2 separate regions of the Homo sapiens genome follow, and region 2 is linked to region 1. A link is a contact called in ENCODE Hi-C data. All regions are on one chromosome and are shown on one strand. The core of a region is the stretch at or near the end of the contact, and the rest is flanking DNA. Distances in the headings are between cores, read along the strand shown. Region 1 holds the start of CORO1C (coronin 1C). Region 2 holds the start of ANKRD13A (ankyrin repeat domain 13A).

Region 1 (3,731 bases), core at 854-3,353:
CCGTCTCAAAAAAAAAGGAACTCAAAGCACTTTACCAATCTTCATTTTCCCCAAAGCACTCAGAACTCACTGCTATCAATGCCCCTGTTTAATTTATTAACTAGTGGATTTTAAAAAAACAACTTTTATTGTTCAAAACTATTGAATTGTGGGCACAGTGGCTCATACCTGTAATCCCAACACTTTGGGAGGCCGAGGTGGGAGGATCTCTTGAGCTCAGGAGTTTGAGGCCAGCCTGGGCAACATAGCAGGACTTCATCTCTACAGAAAAATGTTAAGAATTTAGCTGGGCATGGTGGCGCGTGCCTGTAGTCTCAGCTACGTGGGAGGCTGAGGTGGGAGGATTACTTGAGCCCGGGAGGTCCATGCTGCAGTGAGCCGTGGACTGCCCCACTGCACTCCAGCCTGAGCGACAGAGCAAGACTGTGTCTCAAACAAACAAAAACAAGTGAATTGTTTTTGAGCCTCACCATATGGCAGGCACTGCAGTAGGCGTTTCATCACGTTTATCTCATTTAAATAAAGTGAGTGGCAAATCTTACTGCAGGAAGGGTGCTGAATTCCTCCTATTAGGAGTGGCTGCTTGAAGGCAAAATAAAACCCATCCTTTCATTTTGTTGAGTCCCAGCAGTAGCAGCAACAGGTACTGTCGAGCGTTTATCACAAGCCAGGAACTCTTCTAAGTATATTACTATTATCCTGGTGCAAAAGTAATCGCGGTTTTTGCCATTCCTTTTAATGGCAAAAAGTAATGCCACGATCATGGCTGCTAATATGATCTCATGGAACCCTGTGAGGGAGGGGCTGTTATCCCCATTTTACAGATAAAGAAACTGACCCTTAGAGAGGATAAATAATTTGCTGTGATAGCTGTCTTAGTTCAGGTCAAGCTTGATTTAAATAACACACGTTTCTGAGGCTGACGCTTAAAATAAAAAATCCCCCTGTGAATGGCAAAGATGCCTTGCTTTGGGAAGTAAATAGCCCTACCCCACAGTCGGTTCGGTTCCCCAGGCTCTGTTTCCTCAAATCTCGGTATTTCAGAGCTTGGTGTTTCAGAAAGGGACTTTAGCTATTAACAGGACAACTTCTTCATGCTGAAGATTAGGGGACTCAGGCCCAAAGAGGTAAGAGAACTGTCCCAGGTCACACAGTCTGACGGCCGCAGAGCTGAGGCTCAAATTCCCGTGCTCCGACTTTCAGGCCTGGGCCGCCGAGTTATTAAGGGACTCTGGCCAGGGAAAGGAAGGGAGGAACCCTGAAGTTTCCATTCCCTCACCTGCGAAATGGGGTCAATCACGGGCCCTCTTTGGGGTTACGTGGGTGTGGCCCAGCCCAGGGGCGGCCACTCTGCACTAGGAATGTGACAATGGACGGTTCAGGGAGGGCTGGAACGTCGGCAGTCCTCAAGGGAGGTGGTGGTAGGGTGTGACGGAGCCAGGGCGGAGCCTCGGGAGCCAGAGGCGTGGATTCGCGAATTCGGGGCGGGGCTTGGGGTTTAAACGTTGAGATGGGGTAGTGGGCGGGGCTTGAGATGCTAGGAATAGGGTTGCGGTCCTTGGGCGGGGCTTCTGGAAGACGGGGCGGGGCTTTGTGAGGCCGCTGGGCGAGTTCTGAAGCAGTGGGAGGGGAGCCGGGCTTAGGGAAGCAGGAGGCTGGTTTAAGGACTCGGATAGGCAGTGCGCGGGGCTCAGAGGAGCTAATGTTCCTGTATTGAGGGGCTCTGGGGGAATCTTTGAGGAGCCAGGGGACGTGGCCTTGCAGAGCCTAGCGGGTCAGTGGGCGGGGCTCTAAGAACCCCGCTCCGGGGTCTAAGGAGCAGTGGGCGTTGCTCGGAGGCGCCTGTGGGCGTGGCCCTCTACCACTCAGATGACTGGAGAGCGGGGCGTGCGCTTGGGCACCGCCTGCATCCCTCGGTGCGACCAGAGGGGGCGTAGCGAGGCGTGGAACGTGGGGTGGGAAGCGGGCTTCCCCTCCGGAAGTGGGCGTGGCGCACAGCGGCCCGGCAGCCCTGGTTGGGTCCCGCGCGGCGCGGGGGCGGGGCCTACGCGCGGTGGCGGGGGCGGTGGCGGCTGCCCGCGCCCCTCCCCCGCACGGCGCTCAGTGCCAGGCTGGAGGCGGCAGCGGTTGGAGGCTTCGCCCGGCTTTGCAGCGGGGACTTCGGCGGCGGCGCCTCAGGCACCTCGGCCCGGGTGAGCGGCTCGCGCCCGGCGGGGGCAGCCTGAGAGCGAGTCGGGCGGGCGGACCTGTCCTCTGAGCATGTGCCTGCGCCGCCTGACAGGAGCCGGCGGGGCGAGGGGCAGGGCTAGGTGGAGGGGACAGTGCTGGGTGGGCGCGCGGGGCGCGGGTTCACGGGCTGGGTTGCAAGGGGTTAGGGCCGGGGGCTGCTGTCGGGGGCTCGGGGAAAGGGAGTTGGGGACCGAACCAGGTGGCGTGGGGAGCGTGAAGCAGGGTCCCTGTGGGGAGGAGGCTTTCGAGGTCCGGAACGCTCCTGGCCGGGTGCGGAGCCGCGGGCCGAGGTGGGACGAGGCTGCCCAGGGAAGGCTTTTAGGGGTCAGGGATCGCCTGCTTGGGCGAGGTGCTGGGAGGGAAGGGCTGCTTCGGGCGAGGCGTAGAGCCCGGGGGCTCCAGGCCTGGGGACTGGGTTTGGGCCGCCCCAGGGAACGAGTGGGTGGGGGCGGGTAGGGGCCGGGCTCACGTGGGGCCGGGGCGAGCTGGGCCCTGCGTCGGGAGGGGCGAGGGCGGCCGCCTGGCCTGCGGGTTTCCTGGCTTTGGGTGCGAGACCAGCTCTGGGCCCTGCAGATCTCGGTTGGGGGTCAGGCGGGGCGGGGCAGAGCTGGAGCTGGAGTAATGTGGGTGGGGGCGGCTTGGGAAGAGGCTGAGCCCGGCCAAGGGAGCAGAGGGCTGGGACTGGCTGGGGGTTGGGAGGGGAGGAACGAAGCAGGAAGGCTGTCGGATCGGGGGCCCAGGGTGTCCGAGTGAACTGGGTGATTCAGAGGTGTGTTTCCCTAATAGCGGGGCAGCTGGCGAGGGACGCAGTAAAAAGGAGCGAGGTGCAGGTGGGGCCCCGCTGCGCCGAAATGACTGAGGATGAGGTCAGACGTGGAGGGTGGGAATGCAGAAACCGAGCTCTCCCGCCTGTCCCCACCGGCGCACGCTCCCCAGCTCTCCGTCTCTCAAATGATTTGAATGTGTTGGGGGAAGTGGCAGGCTGCGGTGAGAGCTGAGAAGAAAGGGGCTTCCTCTTGGAGGGAGGCGCTGGCCCTGGCATCCTTTTTTGGGAGTGTTCAAAGGATTTTGAACGCTGGAAAAGGAATCGTAGGCTTTACTGCATCACGATTTAGAAACACATCCTATATTTGGCCGTAATGTAGGCTGCCCTTGTTTTGTGGTGTCTAAAGTGCTTGCTCTACATGTTGCAAACGTGGGATTCAGAGTGCGAAGCAAATTGCAAGTTGTTCATTTCCCCCGGCATGGTAAGATACAAAGGCTTTTCCCTCCTATAAGACATTTGAAAAGAATTGAATGTAGTGCGCGTTTAATAAACTGGTCCTGGGTGGCGAATATATTTACTTTTGGAAATAGTTACCACAAAATATTAGGCCCTCTTACCGCAGCCTTTCTGCCTGGGATTACATTCTAAAACAGTACTTGTAGGGCTCTTAGTCACTCTATATAATAATGCATCTCATTGTCCTTATCTGGCAGAACGTTCTCCTGACACCAGGGCC
Region 2 (3,731 bases), core at 544-3,043, 1.3 Mb before region 1:
GGTCTGTAAGACACTGGATAAAATGTATGAAGTCAACAAGAACAACCATACTAGATTTCAGGGGTAATCACAAATCCTCATCCTAACTGCTAAGTTTGTTAGCTTGAAACTTGAGGGCACCAATACCTCCCAGAATTGTTGGGAGACTTTAAAAGCAGAGTTTCTCAGCCAGGCGTGGTGGCTCACACCTGTAATCCCAGCACTTTGGGAGGCTGAGGCGGGCGGATCACCTGAGGTCGGGAGTTTGAGACCAGCCTGACCAACATGGAGAAACCCCATCTCTACTAAAAATACAAAATTAGCCGGGCGTGGTGGTGCATCCCTGTAATCTCAGTTACTTGGGGGGCTGAGGCAGAAGAATCGCTTGAACCCAGGAGGCGGAGGTTGCAGTGAGCCGAGATCGCACCATTGCACTCCAGCCCGGGCAACAAGAGCGAAACTCAGTCTCAAAAAAAAAAAAAAAAAAAGAAGGAAAGAAAGAAAAGCAGAGTTTCTCAACCAAGACGCTGTCGGCTTTGGGGGCCGGAGAAGTCTTAGTTGCGGGGGGCTGTCTTGGCCATTGTAGGATGTTGAGCAGCATAACCGGCCTCTACCCACTACCAGAAGCACCCACTCCCCACTTTCAACAACCAAAAATGTCCCATACATTGCCAAATGTCCCCGGGGGGTCGTGGGTGCAAAATCACCTCCAACTGAGAGCACTACTGCTTTAAAGAGATAGCAATAATGAAAAGATTAAAGCATCAAAGCACTTTAGAACAGGAAGGGATTTTAAGGAGCCTGAGAACCCGTGATTCTCAAACTTTGCTAGGTATCAGCCTCCCTGGGGAGTTTGTTAAAAATGCGGCACCTGGACCTCACCCCAGACCTATCAATAGAGTCAAGTGTTGGGTTCTGCCCCAGCACCAACATCCTCATTCTACAGCTAAGTTAACGTCGGCCAGAGAGGGAAAATGCCTTGCCCAAGGTCACAGGGCGAGTTAGAACCTGGACTCCAAAACCAACCAAGCCCTTCCTTACAACAAGGAGAGTGTGCTATTCTTACGTCTTTGAGGCAGCAGAACCTAAAAATGGTTAAGACGGTGCATTCCGGAGCCAGCCGGCCCGAGTTAAAATCCCGACTTGGCATTTATCAGCGGGGCGGCCTCGCACAAGGCACGTAGCGTCTGAGGACCTGTTTCCTTCTCTGTCCAGTGGAAAAGTAACAGTACCTACCCACCAGCGTTATTGGAAAGGTGAAGAGAGAAGATATTTAAAAAGCCCGTCGCACGGTAAGCACTCGATACGTGTCCTATTATTAGGACTGTCCCACACCTGCAAAGTGGAAGGGGTCTGGGGATCCCGGGGACAGAGGGCTGGAAATGGGCTCAGGGAGGCGAAACGACCCCCGATTCCCCGAAGTCCCCACCGGGAGACGGACCCCCGCCCCGCCCCTCACCTGGCCCTGCAGCTCCTTCTCGAGCTGCCGGTAGTCGTTTTTCCAGACTAGGAGGTGCAGGGGGTAGTGGTCGCCCGCGTCGCAGGCCGAGGACATGGCGAGGAGGCCGTAACCTGGTCCTCGTCGCCCGCCCCAAGTCTCGGCCCCGGCGGGGTCTCCCGCGCCCGCCTGCCTGCCCTGAGGCCGGCGAGCAAGCGAGCGTAGGGCGTGTTACGCTGCCGGCCGGCTGAGCCGGTCGGGTGCGGGGCGCGCGGGAGGTCCGGGGTCGCCGGCCGGCTCAGGGACCAGGTCGGCCGCGCCCACCCCGCGCCCCGCGGCGTTCCCGCCCGCGCTGACAGCTCGCGGACAGACTTCTGCGGACCTAACTGCCCCAAACAGGGAAGTGCGGAGAGCGAACCACCGCATGCCGCGGCGGGGATAGGCGACCTTGGGCACCGGGTCCGGGGTCCGCGCCATTGCACCCACCTCCAGCTCACACCGAGAAACTCAGTGCAGCCCACAGAACAGAGCTGAGGCTCATTCTCTTGGCCAAAGATCTCCACGCGGAAAGTTCCGTCTACCTGTCCCCAGCTTCTTTCCCCCTGCTCCAGTAGCCCCATGTGGTTCGGTCCACAACTGGGCCTCTTCCATTGGCTCTGAAGTCAGGGGGTGACAACTGAGCCCCGGACCAAACCATTCCAGCTGCCGACACCCTTGCAGCCTTTTTGGAGCAGGACAGATGCTTCCACGACGGGTCAAAAGCCATTTTGGAAGTGGGCAACACCGGACAATTTTTGAAGGAGGAACGCTAAACCCTGGCGAAGTGGCTTCAAATACAGTATTTGCATAAAAGGGGATATTTCTACTTCATGATTTCTCAACCTCGGCACATATTGAACTGGGCAGTTTTTGTGTGGGGGTTGTCCGGTCCTTGTAGGATGCTGAGCAGTTGCCCTGGTCTTTCTCCCCACTCAATGCCAGTAGCACTCCCCAAAACATGTCTCTCCAGATATTGCCAAATGTCGTCTCGGGGAGAAAAATCGTCCTCAGTTGAGAACCGCTTCTATTTGAACTCCGAACCGGGTTATGATTCAATAGCTAACTATGGTGGTGATTTAGTCCATGTATGAATGTCATTTTTAAGCTAGCTTTTTGGATTTGAGGTTATGGCTGAAAGGACTGATAAATAATATACATATTTGACCACAGTCTGCGAATATGAAGTTTATTCTTTGAGTTTCAGGCACTATGCCTCCTTGACTCAATGAAGAACCAAATCAACTTACAGCTAGCTACTCATGGGCTTGAACTTTCTGCTGCTGCTTCAGCTCAGCTGTCTACAACTAGACCACATAGCTGGATGAAGCTATTTAATGCATTGTGAAAACATTCCCTCTGCCCTCTGAGTGTATGCACATCCAGCTCTTCAGATGCCTGCAACAACAGCTGTTCAAGAATCCCAACCTAATCCATTCTCCACAGATGTGGAGCCCAGAAGATTTGTGAGTTGTTAAACCAAAACAGGATGCAGGAGCACCAGGATGGCACCCGGAGACTCTAACCATGGAATGCGTGGGAATTCTGTGATTATTTCTCCATCACACATTTATCACACTGTAGAGATGGACTCAAGACCAGTGCTTCTGAGGCCTTTTCCAGCACTTCTCATTCTTTCAGATGCCTTTTGCAACTTAACGTTCTCCTTCTTCTTCATCATGCCGTGTTTATTGAAAATCTCCCTATCTCATTAATCAGAAAACCCCATAATGACAGGAACCACATCGTTTTGCTTACCAGAGTATCTAAAACCAAAATAGTACCTGGCTAACAACAGGCATTCAATATTTGCTGAATGGAGATCATAGCTGTGTTTATATGTAAGACAGACAATAAGTAGTCATTGGTATTAGGGTCACATCTCCTTTCTCCTTCACACTGATTTACCTCATTTCATTGTGTTTATCTCACACCATTTTGTAAATTATCCCATGTTAGCTATTGTTATTCTCAAATTCCACGCATATGAAGAAAAACAGTAATTAGAAAATAATAGCAATATCCATAATTATGGGAGCTACTATTTACTGAGGGGTTACTATCCAGCAGGTGTATCACATTTTTCCCATAATTTATTCCATCTGTCCTTAGCCAAAATGAATGTTTAACTTTGCTGGTCACATACAAGTTTTGTCGCATATTCTTCTTCCTCTTTTTCTTTATTTCCCTCTCTCTCTTCTTCATTTTCATCTCGCAACCCTTTAAAAATGTAAAAATCATTCTTAAGTAGCAAGCCATACAAAAACAAATCGTGGAC

Evidence for each region. A loop is a pair of places that touch in the nucleus more often than their neighbours do. Pooled maps may share reads with other maps.
Region 2: a loop to region 1 is called in a map of CD8-positive, alpha-beta T cell, with 19 times the contacts of the local background. The contact joins the promoter of ANKRD13A here to the promoter of CORO1C in region 1. A Hi-C loop is called at or near these places in 2 of 168 maps with a recorded cell type or tissue (CD8-positive, alpha-beta T cell and naive thymus-derived CD4-positive, alpha-beta T cell), 1 of 37 single-sample maps with no recorded cell type and 9 of 50 pooled maps.

The regions. Positions count from the first base shown.
Region 1 is chr12:108,729,890-108,733,620 of GRCh38, reverse strand. It overlaps CORO1C (coronin 1C), which reads left to right and starts at 2,103. Exons shown (of 11, transcript NM_014325.4): 1 at 2,103-2,192. LOC105369969 (a long non-coding RNA gene) reads right to left here and starts at 212. Exons shown (of 3, transcript XR_945328.4): 1 at 169-212. RefSeq lists an enhancer at 1,429-2,232 and silencers at 1,845-2,354, 2,545-2,824.
Region 2 is chr12:109,997,492-110,001,222 of GRCh38, reverse strand. It overlaps ANKRD13A (ankyrin repeat domain 13A), which reads right to left and starts at 1,793. Exons shown (of 15, transcript NM_033121.2): 1 at 1,439-1,793. The coding sequence starts at 1,534. It also overlaps a transcript of GIT2 not described here. RefSeq lists silencers at 1,580-1,669, 1,680-1,799 and an enhancer at 1,880-2,069.